Linked DNA regions of Homo sapiens: region 2 is linked to region 1. The links are chromatin loops, found by intact Hi-C in ENCODE. Cell type or tissue: PC-3. All regions are shown on one strand. Each heading gives the region's core, and the rest is flanking DNA. Links, peaks and the distances in the headings are about the cores only. Region 1 has its middle 23 kb from the start of PKP2. Region 2 has its middle 20 kb from the start of YARS2.

The links. A loop is a pair of places that touch in the nucleus more often than their neighbours do. Peaks named below come from ENCODE experiments on the same cell type or tissue, not always from the same donor. Only the 100,000 strongest peaks of a DNase experiment are listed, where the experiment ranks them.
Region 2: a loop joins it to region 1, with 4 times the contacts of the local background. A loop is called at or near these places in 14 of 110 quality-filtered maps.

What each region holds. Positions count from the first base shown.
Region 1 is chr12:32,916,860-32,922,241 of GRCh38, reverse strand. No RefSeq gene overlaps it. Among named protein-coding and RNA genes, the nearest start is that of PKP2, 23 kb to the right of the region's middle. In PC-3, for the core only: CTCF peaks have their summits at 2,684 and 2,885 (motif pointing right); DNase peaks (open chromatin) are centred at 1,591, 2,561, 4,901 and 5,001; H3K27ac peaks cover 3,777 bases.
Region 2 is chr12:32,773,588-32,778,969 of GRCh38, reverse strand. No RefSeq gene overlaps it. Among named protein-coding and RNA genes, the nearest start is that of YARS2, 20 kb to the right of the region's middle. RefSeq lists a silencer at 4,929-5,129. In PC-3, for the core only: no CTCF peak of the experiment used is centred there; a DNase peak (open chromatin) is centred at 2,539; H3K27ac peaks cover 1,416 bases.

The DNA.
Region 1 (5,382 bases), core at 321-5,320:
CAGCCATGGCATTTCCCAGTCTCCCTACCTTCGGCCTCATCCTCCAGCAGTATGTCTTACACACCACTGCCAGTTACGTCTTCCCAAAGCACAGGCCTGATGGTGTCTTTTGTTTTCTTGACAACTTCCGTTTATTGCTGAAGAAAATATCAAGCCGTCCACAATGTGCTCCCAGTCTACCCTTGCTGCTTTCTCTCATGTTTAGTGGGTGCTTAAGAAACACTCGTGGGTCATGGGGGTAGAGGGGGTAGGAGTACAATGGCTTGGCAAAAGGACAGTCATTACTGGCTATGATATAAATTTTTATGCTCCAGTCTATAATCCAAGAATATGTCATTTTGTTCAATCCACTTTAGCATCTAATTGGGTAAAAGTGAAAACTCAGTCCTCTTATTTGGGGCTTTTAAACAATGTCTTAGGGATTTATAAAGTTCCCAGAGTTTCAGAGTTAGGAACACTCAGTTTAAGGCAAAGCCAGGTATTCTTTCCTCATTTTGGAACTGTTTCTTACTCAGAAGCTAAAGAAAAATATTCATTAATCCCTACCAGTTTTTCACATACTAATGTGAAATGCAGAGGCATTTTAGATTGATGCCTCATCACTTAGTCATTCATAAATGTTAGAACATTCAGCTCAAAAATAGATAAAGTTCTCGCCCTGTTTATTATTTCTGATCATTCCATTGTCTACAGCAGCAAGTCCACGGCCCACCAGATCAGCTGACTGCTGTTTTTAGTGTCTATACAAATTTTTCTCTTCACAGTTTTCTAAAATGTATCTGCCAACCAATGGTGACATAAAATTAGTAAGCATTAAGGAAATAAACTGAGGACTAGTTATTTCCCCCATATAGAAGGTGGTAAAAGCTACGATTTAAAATGAAGGGCCACGCGCAGTGGCTCATGCCTGTAATCCCAGAACTTTGGAAGGCCCAGGCAGGTGGATCACCTGAAGTCAGGAGTTTGAGACCAGCCTGGCCAACATGGTAAAACCCTGTTTTTACAAAAATATTTTTAAAAATTAGCCGGGTGTGGTGGCACATGCTTGTAATCCCAGCTACTTGGGAGGCTGAGGCAGGAGCATCACTTGAACCCGGGAGGCGGTGGTTGCAGTGAGTCGAGATTGCACCACTGCACTCCAGCTTGGGCGTCAAGAATGAAACTCTGTCTCAAAAATAAAATAAAATAAAACATTTCATTTTATGTTCAGATTGTAGAAGCATAGGACAGATATAATGAATAAAAGGTAAGTAAAATGACATTTGAGAAACACGAGGAGGAAAAGCAACCAACATTTCTCGGGCATTGAGGAATATGTCCTGTAGTTCCCACACTAGCCTGTGATTAGTGGCTAATCTAGCTGCATTGTCTTCAGCAGAGTGTCCTTAACCAAATCTGTTGGTTCCACCTACACAATGATGGTCCCTGGAACCAACGGTAATCCCATTTCCTCTGTGCGCTTTTCTTTATAATTGATTGTTCTTCCTCTGCATAACTACATATACTTCTCTTGTCTACATGTCCGTTAATAGCCTAACTTCCTCTTCTCTTTTGTTTGTAATTTGGGTGTGTCCATGTTACTTAGCAAATGTATTTCTTAAAAGTTTGTATATCAAATATTTATGAACTTAGTCATAGTATAAATGTACTGGTGAAATTGCCGTTTAAAGACATCTTTGATGAATGCTATTATAAGGTAAAAATCCTGAAAGTAGGCCTGGCACGGTGGTTCACGCCTATAATCCTAGCACTTTAGGAGGCCGAGGCAGGTGGATCACCTGAAGTCAGGAGTTCAAGACCAGCCTGGGCAACATGGTGAACCCCGTCTCTACAAAAAAAACAAAAATTAGCTGGGCGTGGTGGCAGGCACCTGTAATCCCAGTTACTCAGGAGGCCGAGGCAGGAGAATCATTTGAACCCGGGAGGCGGAGTTTGCTGTGAGCCAAGATCACATCATTACACTCCAGCCTGGGCTGGAGTCATGAAGGAAGAGGCCCCATGAATGAGATTAGTGCCCTCATAAAAGAGACTCCAGGCCAGGCATGGTGGCTCACACCTGTAATCCTAGCACTTTGGGAGGCTAAGGCAGGAGGACTGCTTGAGATCAGAAGTTCCAGACCAACCCGGCCAACATAGTGAGACCCCATCTCTATTTTTTCAAAAATAATTAAAAACCAAAAAATTACAATTAACAGAAAGGAGACAACAGATAACTCATGGCCCTATCTGCCCTGTCTGTGAGGAAGCAGGCCCTCACCAGACACCAGTCCTTTGATTTTGGACTTCCCAGCTCCAGAACTGCGAGAAATAAATTGCTTTTCCTTATAAGCCACCCAGTCTATAGTAATTTGTTATAGCAGCCCAAACTAAGACACGAACTTTCCAAACCTACTTTTACTTTTTTTTTTCCTAAGCAAGACATCTTAAGCATTGTTATTCTTTGGATACCTAAGTTTTAGCTCACCGCAGATGGTTATGAAGGGAGTCTCGACCTTCATCACAGACTCATTGAGTTTTCTTGGCATCAGTCTGCAGCATTCTTACTTTTAAGTTCACAGTACTCTCTTTTTATGAGTCATATAACTTTAAATGCACTGACAGTTTCATCATCATTATCATAGTTTTAGCATGTAGAGTTTAGTTTAGGCTCTCTTTGAATTCACTGAAACCACCTGGTCCTAGAAACAACTAAACAAAGGTGTTTATATTGGAAGCACTCAAAAAGATCAAATGTCAGGGTCAAATCCTGTTTGTTGTTTTCTTCATTCTTTTAGCATTTCTGGTGAATGAGGTATGCAAGAACTGAAGAATACATGCTCTAACTGATGGGAAAGAGAAAGAAGGCAAACGACATCTTATTTCAGTCATTTAAAAATCACAAAGTTTCAAATGAAAAGGAGAATCCCCTAAAACCACCACTTGGTGTCACTGCTGTAGCTCAGCCCCCACTTCAGAGGAGAAAAGAAGCCGGTGCCCTCCTAAATCAGTCGCAGGAAAAGAAAAACAAGGGGAATAATGTTATATATTTTCATGGATTTTTTAAAAGGTAATCTTTTATTTTATTTTCTTTTATTTTATTTATTTATTTTATTTTGACTGAGTCTTGCTCTATCACCCAGGCTGGAGTGCAGGGGCGCAATCTCAGCTCACTGCAACCTCTGCCTCCTGGGTCCTGCCTCAGCCTCCTGAGCAGCTGGGATTACAGGCAACCGCCACCACGCCCGGCTGATTTTTGTATTTTTAGTGGAGACAGGGTTTTGCCATGTTGGTCAGGCTGGTCTAGAACTCCTGACCTCAGGTGATCCTCCGGCCTCGGCCTCCCAAAATGCTGGGATTACAGGCATGAGCCACCACACCCGGCTTCAATTTTAAATTGGGTTATTCCATCATGTTTCTTTTTCTTGCTCTGTAGAGAGAGGAGAATTACAAGAAGGGGCTGAACAGATACTACTGGACACAGGCAAACATTTAGGGCCCATTTCTGCCATTCTCAAATGTAGATTTGCATCAAAATTCATCTAAGGATCTTTTTAAACACACAGATCACTGGATTCCACCCTGGAACTAAGAATCAGAGTCACTGGGGTGGGGTACAGGCATTTATATTTTTATAAGTTTCTCAAAGTGATTCTGAATATTAGTGAGGTTGAGAAATCTCTGTTCTACTTTGCCCTACATCTCTCTTAATTTATAATATTAGAGAATGAAAGCTGACCTCTCTGATTCTATAAAACCCAACAATTTTATATTTTCACATCCTCACATGTCACTCAAAATGAAGTTTTGGATGTACACTATCCTTCACTCATCCCTTCTTTCTTTCACCTTCTTTTCTTCATGTCACCTCTTTATTTTTCTCTTCCTTAATTATTATATAGTGTATACTCGCTTCATAACAATAATTATATATTATGCTTTACTTACATGTCTATTTTCTAACTGAAGGAAAACTGAGCTGGCCTCACATCCCTTTGTTATTTGATTCTCTCTTCTATGATGAGCACTATCTTAGTTGCTCATCAGCAGCATTATTCCTCATTAAAAAACAAAAAACATCCTTTGTTGGCCAATTATATGCCTGATTCTATATAAAACATTTCACATACACATATTTTTTCACAAAACTCTATGTGGATAGTACCATTAACACACCTTTACAGATGAAGAAATTTAAGCCAAAATAATGCCACTCCACCCTTAATTAACTCAGTCTTAAAGTCTGAAATACTAATGCAAATACCTTGTCTGGTTTTCACTCTCTCCTCTAGATGCTGCTTTGTCTCACTAGAACTATCACCTTGCTGCTGACCAATTAATTGTCCAGTGTGCAGACTTCAAGGAAAATTAGACTAAAAGTTAAATATAAAAAGCTCTATATAATGGCCGGGTGCAGTGGGTCACACCTGTAATCCCAGCATTTTAGGAGGCCGAGTGGGTGATCACTTGAGGTCAGGAGTTCAAGACCAGCCTGGCCAACATGGTGAAACCCCATCTCTACCAAAAAATACAAAAATTTGCTGGGCATGGTGGTGTGCACCTGTAGTCCCAGCTACTTGGGAGCCTGAGGCACAAGAATTGCTTGAACCCTAGAAGCCGAAGTTGCAGTGAGCTGAGATCATGCCACGCCACTACTCCAGTCTGGGCAATAGAGTGATACCCTGTTTCCAAAAAAAAAAAAAAAAAAAAAAAAAAAAGCTCTATGTAATGACATAAGATGCAATCTTCTTGATGAGTAGTATTGTTTTTGGTTGCTAGGGAAGAAAAGCCAGGGGCAAACCACAGAACTGTAAGCCAACTGCCCTTTAATAATCCAATAAACTTAAGATATTTCACAATATTTTGCTGGGAGTGAGGGACAGAACAACCTGTACATTGGACAAAGAACCCAATAAGTGACCCCCACCTTTGGATAATAAATTGAAGGTGTTGAAGTTGATGTATTTTTGTTTGATAAATCTTGTAGTCTTTCAATAACAGTACATTTTAGCTCTTCTGTAGGAAATGTCAACAATCTCAAATTTCTTGCCTGCTTTCAGACTTCAAAGGAGATGGGTGACTAAAAACAGACTCACCCAACCAATCATTTATGTAAGAAATACTGATTTGATTTTAGCACACTGCCTAATTCTGCCTTCTTCCTGACACAACAACTGGGAAGAATATCAAAGCAAAAATTGCATTGCTAAGTCTGATAATAGCCAAAATAATGATTATACTAGCACCAGATACTCGAAACACTGCCAACAGAAAGAAAACAGATATTGTTCATTTTGCTTACTTGAGTAAAACCGAAAAAGAAATTCTGAATCCCTGCCGAGTGCTAGGGCCTATATCTGGTGATCATCCAGCTGTGATTTTTTTTTAATTGAGGTGACATTTATA
Region 2 (5,382 bases), core at 84-5,083, 140 kb after region 1:
AAAGCTATAAAGGTGCAGAAGGAGCAGGATTGAAAATTTTTTATAAAAAACCTCTAAAGAGTTGCCAGTAAAAATTAACACCAAACCTAGGTCAGCAGTTACCTCTACTGGGGAGATTTGTGGGGGGCTTCCAAGGTATTGAAAATGGTCTGCTGCTTACACATAAATTACAAGTTCTCTAGTGTGATATATGTTATGTTTTAAAAGCATAAAACTAATTTTATCTTCTAAATAAATTACATATATTTAAGTTATACAACCTGATGTTATGGGATACATACAAATAGTAAAATGGTTACTACAGTGAAGCAAATTAACATATCCATCATCTCACATAGTTTCCCAATTTTTTGTTTTGTGGCAAGAGCAGCTAGAATCTACTTGTTTAGCAGGAATCCCAAATACAGCACAGTTTAGTTCCCTATAGACTTCATGTGGGACAGTAGCTCTCTAGACTTATTCATCCCATACATCTGCTACTTTGTAAGCTCTGACTGCATTTCCATAGTGTGCCATTAAAGATCCTCTAGAACAGAGGTCTGAAACACACAGCCCAGCTCCTGGGAGTGTTGGCAGCACCAGCTCTCAGCTGAGTCTCTCTCAGGGACTACCTTTTGGCTGAAAAGAGCCACAGCCCAAGGTGGGCGTGGTGGCTCATGCCTACAATCCCAGCACTTTGGGAGGCCAAGGTGGACGGATCACCTGAGGTGGGGAGTTCGAGACCAGCCTGACCAACATAGAGAAACCCCATCTCTACGAAAAATACAAAATTAGCCAGGTGTGGTGGCAGGCGCCTGTAATCCCAGCTACTTGGGAGTCTGAGGCAGGAGAATTGCTTGAACCTGGGAGGCGGAGGTTGGATCAAGCTGAGATTGCACCACTGCACTCCAGCCTGGGCGAGAGAGCGAGACTCCATCTCAAAAAAACAAAACAAAACAAAGCCGCAGCCCAAGGGCATGTCCTCTTCCTGGAGAAAGCCCATATACACAGACTGGTGAAAATATAAAGGTTCAGCCCTTGACCCCCAGTAGGATACACATGTGATGACATAAACTTGCAAAATATTAGAATACTTAGGGTTGACTAAATGCCAGCTAGATATCACTGAAAACAGATGTCATTCTACACAGCACGTTCTCAAAAGTGCATACTGTCAAGAACCTCTTGCTGAGATGTTTTTCATCAGCGGTCTCTTACAGTAACAAATATGTTTTAACATTTTAGAATACAAAAATCCATGATGGAATTTTCAGTTTTATATGTATATGAGGATTTGAGGCATTCTTTCCTAAATGGAATTAAAACAAAATAAAATATACAAGCCTAAAGTTTAGTTTTTAAAGAAATATTACCAATGCAAATGATACAACCTCAGTTTGTTATGACCAGGCTGCTGGTTAAGGGCTGATATTTAGAGGCAAGGAATTAAAAAGTCAAAGGGAAAGGACAACTGGAGTGTGATACCAGCATTTATCTTTCAGTCTTGTTTGAAAATCAGGTGGGACCTTCCCAGCTGTGTTAAATAGAAGATACCACCCTTTGGTCAGTTCTGCTTAACAAGATGAGCTCTGAGGGGGACTCTTAATTTATGCAACAAACGGGGAATTTTGAGAGAGGTGGAAAGCCTCTATTTTGGCTGAGAGTGGAAAAGAGTACAGAAATTATCTGAAGGCTGCTGGGTTTCGAAATGTAAACCCTCACTATCGTTTTGTCTCCTTCCTTCAATCTTTATGAATAACAATGTTCATTCAGACGTGAACTCTGGAAACCTACCCACCCAGAATTTCTAGAAACTCCATTGACTCGGGAATTTATCTGGCGAAATTTTCCCTCTCTAAAAATGGCAGTAAGGGGCCAGGCATGGTGGCTAACACCTGTAATCCTAGCACTTTAGGAGGCCGAGGCAGGTGGATCACCTGGAGGCCAGGAGTTCAAGACTAGCCTGGCCAACATGGTGAAACACCGTCTCTACAAAAAATACAAAAATTAGCCACCACCCTCAGTCCGCTAACTAGAGCCACATGAACTTGTCACATTTCTCCAGAACTTTTATGCAAGTCCTTTCATAATTCTATGTCTTTGCTCATGCAGAGCTGTTCACCTGAAATATATTTTCCCCCATTTCTTCACCTGGCAAACTTCCTTTCATCCCTCAAGATGTAAATCAAAAGAAATTTTTGTGATGTCTCGGATACCCCAAGCAGAGTTGGTTGTTCAAATTGTTTTAAAGTTCTAAGGTCCAGCTACTTAACCGTTCACTGTCTGTTTCCCCTGCTGAGCAATAAGTGGATTGAAGTTAGTATTGGTGTCTTGGTCATCTGTGGACACTCAGCTTCTCAAGCAAGGCTGGGCACAGAATAGGCACTCCATAAATGTTAATCATTGAATAGGCGAATCAATGAAGACACAATCCTTGTATTTTGAAATAAATATTTCCTCTGCAATCTATACTGTGCACGGCCTTCTACTTTCCTCCTTCTCTTCCTGCCTAGTTATCACTTAAAGATGTATGGAATGTTTAATACCTCAAGCCAGGCCTTGGGAAAACAATGAGTCCTTTACTCTTTCCTGGTAGCATCCCTTGAGTCGGCTGCTCCATTCAACTTAACCTCCTTTACCAATATGATTTCTCATTGTTTCCACACTTTAAAGTGTGACTAGTACTTTTGCCCATCGTAAAGCAGGGGTAGTGTTATTTTTAATGTCTTAATTTACTAGAAGTATCCTTTGGCCCTTGTTCCCCACGTCTTACCCACATTTTTTTTTTCGATAAGGACTCTCAGGTTGGCCTTTCTCTGCCTTTCTCTGACTCCCAGGACCTTTCTCCTGTGCCAGGGTGCCATGGCACATTGTAAAATTCTACACAGAGGAAGAGCACAAGCATTAAACCAAGTCTCTTAAACATATGTGTATATCTCTTGCACTAAAACCACCTAAATCCTTTAGGGAATATGGGCAAAGCAATGGGGTAAATGCAGTCACTCATTATAAACAAACACAGCTAAATCAATGCAAGAAAAGACCTCATAGATACACGTATATGAGACAGTGCAGAAGCTAAAAACTTAGAATTTGAAGCCAACCAAATCTAGGTTCAGATCCCAGCCCTCCCATGTAACATCTGAGTTGCCTCAACTTCATCATCTGTAAATTGGTACTAAAATTATACCTATGTCATAAATACATTATACCTGCCAGTTTCTAGCATCATGGTCTCAGGTCATCACCTATTAAATGAAACATTTTGGCCAGAAGATCAGCACATTTCTTCCAGCTCTAAATTATCCTGTGATTTTGTTACTGTATATGTTCCTCTGTTTCTTCTCTTCATTCCCTCCTTAGATTTATAAAAGAAAGGGAATTAACTATCATTGTTTATGACCAGTCTTTTAGTTTTGCCACTGATTCACAGTTCCCTTTCCCTAAACTCTAAATTCCCATGGGCACGTACACGAGTACTAGTGATAGCCCAACAACATCTCTCAAAGCTGCTAAACTGCTTTCTTTTGGATAGGGGTATTCCTAGATCAAAGATTAGGTTGAATATTGTTTTCAGTATTTCAGAAACACTGGTTTCTAGTCTTCCAGGTGATAAAGCATCAGACAAGAGAATTGTGACTATCTTCAGCAATGGTTTAAACCCCACAAGAAAACTGTGATTACTTCTAGGTTATTCTCCTTAAAAATGTGGGTATTTTTGAAGAGAACTCAAAATAGAATCAAACAGTTGGGAAAACCCATCTAAAAACTTTTATTTTTTTTTTTTTAGACAGAGTCTCGCTCTGTCACCAGGCAGGAGTGCAGTGGCGTGATCTTGGCTCACTGCAACCTCCACCTCCTGGGTTCAAGCGATTCCCCTGCCTCAGCCTCCCAAGTAGCTGGGACTACAGGTGTCCACCACCACGCCCAGCTAGTTTTTTTGTATTTTAGTAGAGACGGGGTTTCACCGTGTTAGCCAAGATGGTCTCGATCTCCTGACCTCGTGATCTACCCACCTCGGCCTCCCAAAGTGCTGGGATTACAGGTGTGAGCCACCATGCCCGGCCCATCTAAAAACTTTTTAAAAACTAGGATCGGCCAGGTGCAGTGGCTCATGCCTGTAATCTCAGCACTTTGGGAGGCCAAGGCAGGCAGATCACCTGAGGTCAGGAGTTCAAGACCAGCCTGGCCAACATGATGAAACCCCATCTCTACTAAAAATACAAAACTTAGGCTGGGTGCGGTGGCTCACGCCTGTAATCCCAGCACTTTGGGAGGCCAAGGCGGGCGGATCATGAGGTCAGAAGATCGAGGCCATCCTGGCTAACACGGTGAAACTCCGTCTCTATGAAAAATATAAAAAATTAGCCGGGCGTGGTGGCGGGTGCGTGTAGTCACAGCTACTCGGGAGGCTGAGGCAGGAGAATGGTGTGAACCTGGGAGGCGGAGCTTGCAGTGAGCCAAGATCGTGCCACTGCACTCCAGCCTGGGTGACAGAGCGAGACTCAGTCTCAAAAATTAAAAAAAATGAAAAAATAAAAATACGAAACTTAGCTAGGCATGGTGGCGCATGCCTGTAGTCCCAGCTATTCAGGAGGCTGAGGCAGGAGAATCACTTGAGCCCAGGAGGCAGAGGTTACAGTGAGCCAAGATTGTGGCACTGCACTGCAGCCTGAGTGACAAGAACAAAACTCCATCTCAAAAAAAAAAAAAAAAAGCTAGAATTATTAAGCTTAGTAAGAAGAAGTGGCAGAAGGCAAACTTAATAATGGTCTTCAGACCTAAAAGCTTTTTGCAAAAGAATAATAACAAACAGTTTTGAATCTCTCTTGGGTGCAGAACAAGAAAATTCCTTTTGTGATTGCTTGACACTGCTTGCAAATGCACTCACTACTTTTCCTTATGGCCGTTTCCACAAAATATCCTCATTTCCTTGTATCTAGTTTTCTTGGTCTTTAACTAACATTTATTGCCTTTTAAATGTAGGTATATTCGTTATGAAAGAGCAGTTTCTAATCTGCTTCCTCTTACACTGCTATAAAATCCAAAGCGAATGATAAGAAATATGGGTGTGTGAGCTTTTTGCTGGGCTGTCTGCCGAAAGTCTGCATTTTCACAGCCAGCAGGGCCCTAAGTTAAAGGTCGTTGTTAGGAGGAGAGCTGAGACCAGAACATCCCATAGGAGTCCTTCCCTCTTGTCTACTGAGAGGATTGACTGGGCCATTCCCTAACCAGGAGTTTAAAAACGTGTCCACCTTTTTACTCAGCATCATGAAGAGGAAGAGTCCACACACCTCTCATATGGGAAGAGAAGAAAAAGGAATGCTTCCCCTTCATCTCTTTGAGGACATACAAGTCATCAAGACCACTACAGTCCTCACTGATTAGAGAAGAAAAGCAGCT